Linked DNA regions of Homo sapiens: region 2 is linked to region 1. Evidence: read pairs that join two places in POLR2A ChIA-PET (ENCODE). Cell type or tissue: B cell. All regions are shown on one strand. Region 1 overlaps DAAM1 (dishevelled associated activator of morphogenesis 1). Region 2 overlaps DAAM1 (dishevelled associated activator of morphogenesis 1).

Region 1 (5,000 bases):
AATTTTTTGTACTTTTAGTAGAGACGGGGTTTCACCACGTTAGCCAGGATGGTCTCAATCTCCTGACCTCGTGATCTGCCCACCTTGGCCTCCCAAAGTGCTGGGATTACAGGCGTGAGCCACTGCGCCTGGCCTGGTGATTTTTTATTTTATTTTTTGGCTCAAGGTCTTTCTTTTAAAATTCTGAGGGGTGATTACTTAAGGTCAGTGCTTGATGCACTGCCCTAGTCTCGGAGCTCACAGCACGCCTCCTGGGCTCCTCTACAGGGTTGGGCTTTTGACTACGAGGGTGTTGGTGAGGAGTTAATCTCACTGCTACTAGCATTAAACCTGTAATTAGCTTCCTCACAACAGAGCCTTAGTAGCTTTTTTAAAGGGAAGATTTGAGGCTGTTGTATGGTTTGATTTTTAAAATTTGTAAATGTTTGAAATGTGGGCAAGGCAACTGAAGAGCACAGCCACGGAACGCAGGCTGGAATCAGGCATCTGCCTAAGCTCTGATCCCTGTTATGACACCTGCAAGCTATGACATGTAACACATTTAACTAGTTTTCTGTCAGTGGAATTGATCAATACTCCTGTTAACCTGACTCACACCAGACAAGTAAGTGTTTGTAAAGAAATCTTGGAGATGGGATTGCTATTCTAGATATTCCTCAGTGCTTATGACTGATGAGTCAGCCAAGAAAGGCCTGAGAAAGGATAGGATTTTGCAGCTGTCTATGGGTGTTGGTAACAACTTGAGTTGGCTCTCCCTGTCCTTGTTCTTTGCTTCTGGTGTAAGCGTTTTGAAAGTGCTCTTGGTAACCCAATAACTCAGTCTTACATCTTCAATATCTGTTATTAAGTGTGTGAATTTAGAATGGGTATCACTGAAACATCTTGATTTCAAACAACGAAACACTTGGTAATCATGTTTTTATGTGTTTTGTTTTGAAGCAATTCGTTCTGGCTCAGAAGAGGTGTTTAGGAGTGGTGCCCTCAAGCAGTTGCTGGAGGTGGTTTTGGCATTTGGAAATTATATGAATAAAGGTCAAAGAGGGAATGCATATGGATTCAAGATATCTAGCCTAAACAAAATTGCTGACACAAAATCCAGCATCGACAAGTAAGTATGAGATCTTCCAACACTTGGGGGAGCCAGGTGTGTAGGTCCAGGCTCAGATTTATGCCTCTCTGGTCCTCCTCAGCCTTCATGACACTGCATTCTTCAGTTGGAACTTCTCTTTCTCACTACTTTCTTCCCTTCTCTGACATTGACTCTTCTCTAAACCTCTCTCATGACCGCAGGCATCTCCCACATTCCTGTTGGACCAATTATCCTTCATCCATTTTTGGTCCACTGGGACATCATCTGTTCTAAGTTTTGCTGTTGTTTTTGTTTTGTCCTGCCTTTTTAAAAAATTATTTTTTGTAAACTTTTTATTATAATATACTAAGAAGAGGTCAGTCATCACAAATGCTGGGCTTGATAATTTTTCACAAATTAAACACACCTGCATAACCAGCGCCCAGATCAAGGACAGAATGTTACCAGCACTCGACATCTCCCCATGACCCCTCTACAGAAAACTGTGTTCCACAGAAAAGAAAAAAACCGATAGTTGGTGTTAGAATATGAAGCTTTTGGGGTTTTTAGGTTGTGTTTTTATTTATACAGTGGAGGTAGCAACTATATTAAAAACTTATGTATAAATGCATTTTGGCTATTGATACTTAGTTGCTCATTGCAGGTCTCATTAAAATGCTTCCTAGAAAGTGTTCAATGCTGCATTTTAGGTGAACAGATTCTCATTAAAGACACCAAGATGTGAAAACGTTCTTGTGTCATTAACAGGGTAGGGTCATTAGGCATATTAACTTGAGTTTCCTTGAGAGCTCTGTTTCTCTGAGGTTCACACTGACTTCAAAGGAACTTGCACAATTGTTTCTAAGGTAAGCTTCTTCATACCCAAATTCTTTTTAGAAATATGGGCTGTTCACCCTAATTATTTCTAACTAATAGGGGCTTTTACCCTATATTTTCTATAGGGTTCGTGAAGCATAGTATTCTGGCAACCTTAAATCCATCCAAGAAGAAATAAGCAATGTGTTAATTTGTTGTTTTTGCATCGTGTAGAGATAGATTAATGAAGAGCAGCTGTTGTTATAGCCCTGCCACCTTATTTTTAATGTAAACACTTGATCCTTTTCAGAGCACTTTCACATTTGATTGTCCCACTAGCCTGTGAAGTACACAAGCCAAATACTGTTGTCACCTGTTGTCAGGTAAGAAACTGACTCAGGGTCAGGTGGCTCATTCAGCTTGCCTATGGTTACAACAAGCAAGGTATTCGGCCTTACAGGTATTTGACACCTGTGTTGTTGGTCCATCCACAGCTCTATTAGCAGCAGAAGGATCTTATTTGGAGGTTGAAGTAGGGAATGGAAGATCTTATTTGTGTCTAAAGAGCCTTTTTAAGGAAGGGCATTCTCTTCAACTGTACACACACAAAAGCAATCACCCATCCCCAATACTTACCAATAACCTGGCACTTACGTGATTATCTGCTTATTTACTGAGGTTACTACAGAATTTACATAAAGTACAAGCCTTTTCAAAAGAACAATCTGCAACTATTTCTGATCTTTCTGTTTCCTCTTTTTTTTCTGCCTTTAATATTTGGTCCCCAAATGCAGCGCCCACACCTTATACACCTGCATGCCTAGCAAAGTGCTTTGCCTGTAAGCAGTCACCCATGAACGTTGTTCAGTTGAATCTAATCAGATAGTGTAGGTGGTGGGACAGTCAGCAGGAAGGGTGCATTCACTCAGCATTGAAGGCTCAGTTACTGGTAATGAGCAGGGAAGAATCAAATGTGTGGCTGTTGCTGTTCCTTCTTTTAAGAATTTGCATTTAGTCAAATGAGGTATTATTTGGATCGCAAACAAATGAAGCTCAGGCATGGTTTTAAACCTTTCTATAGCAAGAAAGATGTGTATGGTTAATGCAATTAATTGAAATGTCTGTCAATAGCAAAGCATTTCTTTTAAAAAGTGAAAAAAATAGGCTCACTCTTCCTTGTGATGGCGGCTGGCATTTTGCTCACTCCTTGTACCCCTTAGGTAAGAAGTCTCTCAATAGCAAAGCATTTCTTTTAAAAAATGAAAAAAATAGCCTCACTCTTTCTTGTGATGGTGGCTGGCATTTTGCTCACTCCTTGTACCCCTTAGGTAAGAATCACATGGGCAGATGACAGGTAGGTTCTGTGAAGAGCAAAATTGAAATGGAGGCTGGGTGCAGTGGCTCACACCTGTAATCCCAGCACTTTGGGAGGCCGAGGCCGGAAGATCATGAGGTCAGGAGATGGAGACCATCCTGGCTAACGTGGTGAAACCTCGTCTCTACTACAAATAGAAAAAGTTATCCAGGCGTGGTGTCATGCGCTTGTAGTCCCAGCTACTCAGGAGGCTGGAGCAGGAGAATCGCTTGAACCCAGAAGGCAGAGGTTGCAGTGAGCCCAGATCGCACCACTGTACTCCAGCCTGGGTGACAGAGCGAGACTCCATCTCAAAAGAGAAAAAAAAAAATGAAATGGAAGGATGCAGCTGAACATATGAAAAATAAGTGGCCAAAATTGTTGGCCACTGTTTTGCTTTGGTGGGCAATTGTTTTCTAACTATTGAGAGACTGTGAGAAAAATAAGGATTTAAGGATTGCATTGTTTCTATGAAATGCAAGGGTAAAGAAAATTGTTTGAAAACTCTGATTCATTTTGGTTAGAGGTGAGTTGGAATACTGGGGTTTAGCATTGTGAATTAGCAAACTGCCTAAATTATGGAAATGTTTTTTAAAGGAATGTATTTTTACCCTCCTAATTCTAACTTCAACAGATAAGTAGTTCTTGATCCTGGTTGCTTGATAAAATCAACAGGGAGTTTTAAAGAATGCCCATGCCTGACTCCACCTCATTCCAATTAAATGAATCTCTGGGGTTAGCCCAGGCATCTGGAGTCCAGGTGATTGTAATGCGTAGCAGTCAGTGACAATGGGATCAGACCAACACAGTGTTGCCTAATAGATACTGTTATCCTACTTGCTGGCCTTTTCCATCCAGGTCAGTCAGAGTTCAGCCCTGTCACCACCAGAGAGGGAGCTGGCACAACCAACTGTTTTAACTACTAAGAGTTATGCAGTTAGGAGCTGAAGTGTTGCTAAATTAGGAAGTGGATTCAGGGCTGCTAGGATATCACATGGTGGCAGTTATGGCCCACTTCCAGGTTCAGCCCAGAGAAAGGGGGCTTTCTAACTTTCTGACCACCCTTTGGGTGAAACCTTATTAAAAACTATCAGTAGGCCAGACACGGTGGCTCACACCTATAATCCCAGCACTTTGGGAGGCCGAGGCGGGTGGATCACCTGAGGTCAGGAGTTGGGGACCATCCTGACCAACATGGTGAAACCCTGTCTCTACTGAAAACATGAAAATTAGCCGGGCATGGTGGCTGGCGCCTGTAATCCCAGCTACTCGGGAGGCTGAGGCAGGATAATCACTTGAACCCAGGAGGCGGAGGTTGCAGTGAGCTGAGATTGCACCACTGCACTCCAGCCTGGGCAACAGACCCCATCTCAAAAAAAAAAAAAAAAGTATCAATAATTGTCATCAGTGAGTTGCTGCTCTGTACTTTAGACTTAAGAATAGCTGCCCTTTTCGGTGGAATAAACATCCCTCACTCTCCACCCCACCCCACTCCACTCCACCCAAGCCTACTAGTTATAAACCTGCAGGGCACACCCCATTTTAGGGTGGATCCACTGGGAAGGTAAACTTGAGCTTGTCTCCACTGGCAGTGGTTCAGATTCACTTAGATCACCCATCACATTACCCAGATTTTGAAAGATGCTCATTATGGGCCACAAATGTAATTCTTATCCTCTTTTTAGAAATTGTGTGCTTTTTGACATATATCTATGCAATCCCCATGGAGGCTCTCCCATTATTCCTGTCTCTTGAGAATCC
Region 2 (5,000 bases), 140 kb before region 1:
TTTTCCACTGGACTAAACTTGTTTGGAAAATAAGGAGGTAGAACAATGAAATAATCCAAATATTATGAGGAGAGAGGGAGAAGTTTATATTATAATGATTTATGTGATAAAAGAAATGTTATGCCCAGTATATTTTGTTTATACATGGTGTTGTAAAACAGATCCAAATGCTTGTCTAAAATATTTGCAGCATTGCCTGTACAGCACCTAAATTTTACAAAATGCTGTACTTACGGTCCAATTGCCTTTTTGTCAATATATCATAAACCAATATTGTAGGAGAAATGGTTTTTCTTTTAAATGCTTTAGGTTTGGTAAAGCACTTTAGGTTTGCTTTAGGTAATTTAAACAGAGAAATAAATCTTCTTCCAAGCACAGAGAGCTTCATGTTTAAAATTTTAGATGATTGTAATAATCCCAGTAACAGAATATAATGAAGTGTTTCCCAGCACACTTTAGAGAAGACATACTGAGTATTATGGTTCTGTTCAGATTTTATTTTCTGGGACTCTATTTTAAAGTGCTCCATCTGTATTTAAGAAAACACATGCATGCACATACATCCTGTGGCACTCTCTTCTAGGGCAGGTGTTGGTGGGTAGGTCCCTGTGCATTTGTTTGGGGGACACGTTTGACCCAGTGGTGTAATAGTTGTTACAAGAGGATTCTCTGGAGGAAGGCTGCTGCTGCAGAGGAGGAAGTCACATTTGTCTTCTCCCAAAACATCAACTCATTGTCTTCCTAGCTTGCAAAAATGAATATTTCTCCCCAGTTGATTTGTTAATTTCTTGCATCATTCAAATGCCAGATGATTGGACTCTACACAATTGACCGAAGGAACAGAATTTCCAAGAGTGTCAGTTGCCTTTCTGAGTAAAATAATCAGACACTTCACTCACATTCTATGAATAAATAACACCTCCAGTGTAAAATGGATTATGAGATGTTTTATCTTAATTTTCTATATTTCTTGAATTTGCACTGAAAAAAATCTTGTGAACAATCTTTAATATAACACAGAATAATGATTTTAAACAGCCTCTCCCCTGCTATGACTAGTAAAGTTGTGGACTAAAAATATTCAAACATATTTTTCTCATTAATGATGAGTTCCATATTATTTTATGAACTTCTGAAAGATAAATTTTAAGAAATATAAAACACTCCTTTTATTTTCTGATTTAGCCATTCCTCCTTAATTCTTATTTTAAGTGAAATATGTGATTGCTAGATTCACATTTTGTAACTTTCTTTATGTAGGTTTCATTTTTTAATGGGGCTGATTCTAAATGGATAAAACTTTGATACATAGTTTCTAAGATAAAACATCATTAATTTTTACCATGACTGGTAGCTGCTATTGGCTTGCATTTACTGAGGTTCTCATGTTTCTACTATTTAGGCTTAAAAATATATGACAAAGTATGTGATCATAATAATGCCATAATTCATTTAGTATAGTCATCTGGTCGGGAGTTATAAACTTTTTTGAAGTCAGACTTGTTTGTTTGTTTTTTTAAATAGTATTAAATGAGAATTTCTTATACTATCAGTTGTCACAAGGTGAACAAATATAAGTAATTAAGTCAAAGTTTTGAAGCACATATTATGGCTTATGCTGTTGAAAACTCTCCAGTGTTTTAGCATAATGTCCGAGTCAAGTTAGAACACAGGTCTCTGCTAATTGTCATATCTTAGATGATTGCCTGATAAAGATGATTGTCTGGCGTAGCTTGGAGTACCAATACAGGAGACATGTTCTTCCCCCACTTCCTATTCCTTCCACTGCCATGCTAGACAATGCTTATCAAAGGTGACATTCTTTCCTACCCAGCTTGGACATGCCTCATAATCCTGCCCAAGCAGCATTCTAATAGCCACAGCTAGTAAACAAGGGATCTAACTAGTTTGTCAGTGTAGGTAGTAGAATCTTTAAATTTTTTTTTAAAGGCCATTGTTAGTATTTTTAAGAGATCAATTTACATCATTTATTTCAGATGGAATATTGTTTATTTCTCTGTCGCAGTGGCTCCCAATCTTTTAGAATGTTCCTTTTTAATAAAAAAGAATCAGATTCTCACATGACCTTGAATTTCTTTAACACTTTAAATGAATTTTACTTTTATCAATCGCAGCATATAAATTCATTGGAAAAATAGGCATGTGTATATGTATCAGACATTCACATGCTTATGAATGAAGGACCCCTTGTAATACTTCTGCCCCTGCCCCCCATTCCACACACCACCCCCTCCCCAGGAGTAGGGATTAGAAATCGTTAGTCTTTCCATTTTGTCTTCTGTGGTTTCAGTTAAAGTTCTAAAGACGTATTTTACTAAAAGTGGAATTGACTTTTTGTATTCAGGGGAACTTGTCAGTGGTTTTCATATTATGTGCCGTGGAGTCCCAGGATTCCAGAAGATGCCTCAAGGGAGACCCCTCCCTTCCCCCGTATCCCTTCCAGCTTTAAGCAGCCTGTCTGCTTTAAGCTCTTATATATATTGAGATTCTCCATGAGATTTCATTTGTATAAATGATTTCACAGCTTACCAAAAAAAAAAAAAAAAAAAAAAGGAAAGAGAAAACCACTGATAATCCCACCTTGTTTCACACATGATTAAATGCAATGCCCAGAGTATTTTGGGGTTATCCTGTTAGTTAATGTTGAAGCCAGGTTGAGGACTCTGATTGTCTGACTTGCAGGCCACTATCCCTCTACCCACTGCTATTCCTAAAACTAAAGGAGGATGTAAACTGACACCACCACCAGCTGTGAGTGCAGCACATACTTATATGGAAAGAAAAATTGTTTACATTGTAATACCAGGGGACTCAAATCTGTTTCAGCCCTTAAATAAAGGGTTGCAGGGTATACGTATATGTAAATGCTTGTCTTGCCTATGTGTGGCCTTCTCTCACTATTTACGGTGGGTGGAGGGAAGGTGAAGCTTACTTTTATAAATTTTATTTTAAAACACAGAAGAGCTGATGCTGCAGTCGGAAGACAGTTTATTTTTCTCCCAGAGCTGGACCCCTTCCCTGTTGTGTTTGTGACATACTTTGCCTTGTCCTGATTTTAAGCATTGGGCAAGCAGAATCTGCCATCTTTCCTGGATTTCACCATCTATCAAAGGGCAACCTCAGAGCTTGTTTCTCAGCAGTGGTCACCTATTTCCATTATTAAATCAACTTGCTACCAAGATATCAGGCAGATATCACACTTAACGTACCTGGTTTGATTTGGCCTGCCTTTTTTCATCTGAGGCGTTAGCACAAAGCTAAATTTCCCTTTGAAGTTCACTGTGATTCCGAGGATCTTTGCTTCAGTTTACTTTGGAAGATTGGGGCTGTAGCTGATTCAAGATAACTGGAGCAGGTGTCTGGTGACAGTTTGCAAAGGGTGCTGTGTAGACCTAAGTTCTGTGCCTGGCATGAGAAACCTCTTTGTCTTTCTTGTATACGTTGGTTTAAGTTCATGTGGATCACTATGAGGGATGTTAAATGTTTTGCATTTAGATTCTTCCAAGTTGGCAGGTGCAAGGCAGGCCTGGCTGCTACCACAGACCCCTGACGTGCTTCTTTCTTCCTTGCTCTCCTCAGGAAGGTCATCCTATTTGAAGAGATACTTTTCTGTTAACTGTGGAAAAGCCAGATGTCTCACTTTAGGCAATAGTTTCAACTTCGTTTCTTCCCATGTAGTTTGACAGATCGACCTCAACCCTGACCCAGACAACTACTAATCTGCTTTCTGTCTGTATGGATCAACCAGTTCTGGACATTTAATATAAATGAAGTCATGTAATATGTGGTCTTTTTTGATTGACGTCTCTCATCTAGTTTAATGTTTTCCAAAGGTTCATCCATGTCATGGCATGTATTGGTACTTCATTCTTTTTTATTGCAAAATAATATTCTGTTTTATAGATATACCACATTTTTTTTTATTCATGGACATTTGGGTTGTTTCTACTCTTCAGCTATCATGAATAATGCTGCCGTCAACATTTGTGTTTAAGTATTTGTGCGAACATGCGTTTTCACTTCTCTTGAGTAAATACCTAAGTATGGAGTTGCTGGGTCATATAGAGACTTGGTGTTTAACAATTTGAGGAAATGCCAAATGGTTTTCTAAAGTGACTGCACTATTTTATATTTCCACCAGCAATGAGTGAAAGTTCAGGTTTCTCCATATCTCATGTGTTTTTTAAACACTGTATTCTGTTGTGTTTATAAAATGTTTCCTCTTGTCTTCATAGATGAGGGAGTCAGGGACCTGAATGATAATTTTGGAGGAAATGAAACAGATGAAAGTGAAATAAATTATTTTCATATTGGCTCAGTGTAGCTGTGGAAACCTTTCAGCCCTGAGCCTACAAACCTTCCTGTTTGACTGGATATGACATTACCAGGAGTTTTACTTTCCTGCCTTTATTGTCCCTGGAGAGAAAAAAGAAATATGTCTTTTCCACAGCTAGACATGGAAGGTTCAAACAAATATAAAGGACCCCTGAGTTATTAACAATTCCATGGGAACATGTGCTTGGTGTATGCCCAGAATAGTTCCTTTCAAATGATTCTCTTGGTGCTTCTGCACTGTTCTTCACCAGAGTGTAACATAAGAGCTGAATCAAGGCTTGTTCAGTCAGTGTTTGGAAAAGAAGTGGTGGCTGGATGCTGGTCAGCTGGCTTGGGCTGTTGGCAAGCTTGCCACCGACCATGCTTTCTGCAGGCGGCAGCCGCTGCAGGCTTGTTAAAGGCCTGCACCAGGCCGAAGTGTTTGCATTTGCCCTGTCGGAGCTCAGGATAACAAGGCCTTTCATAATCCACCACAGTAGTAAGCAGGCAAGTCCGGTGGCTCTGGAAATGTCCCAGTACACCAGCCAAAGGCAAAATCCCAGCTCCTTTGCCCTGTGTGACAGCCGCGGGGAGTAGGCTAGGGTGGGGGTTGAGGTAGATAAGGAAGGAAACACCAAGGAATGTCATTTTTGTTACATAAATTG

What was found. ChIA-PET counts read pairs that join two places held together with the same protein. Peaks named below come from ENCODE experiments on the same cell type or tissue, not always from the same donor. Only the 100,000 strongest peaks of a DNase experiment are listed, where the experiment ranks them.
Region 2: POLR2A ChIA-PET joins it to region 1 with 5 read pairs; 2 of 35 experiments call an interaction of 5 or more read pairs at or near these places.

What each region holds. Positions count from the first base shown.
Region 1 is chr14:59,354,226-59,359,225 of GRCh38, forward strand. DAAM1 (dishevelled associated activator of morphogenesis 1) reads left to right here. Exons shown (of 25, transcript NM_001270520.2): 20 at 940-1,108. Among named protein-coding and RNA genes, the nearest start is that of GPR135, 110 kb to the right of the region's middle. In B cell, no CTCF peak of the experiment used is centred here; DNase peaks (open chromatin) are centred at 2,326 and 2,686; H3K4me3 peaks cover 671 bases; H3K27ac peaks cover 592 bases.
Region 2 is chr14:59,210,799-59,215,798 of GRCh38, forward strand. All of the region lies in intron 1 of DAAM1 (dishevelled associated activator of morphogenesis 1), which reads left to right. Among named protein-coding and RNA genes, the nearest start is that of DAAM1, 25 kb to the left of the region's middle. In B cell, no CTCF peak of the experiment used is centred here; no DNase peak of the experiment used is centred here.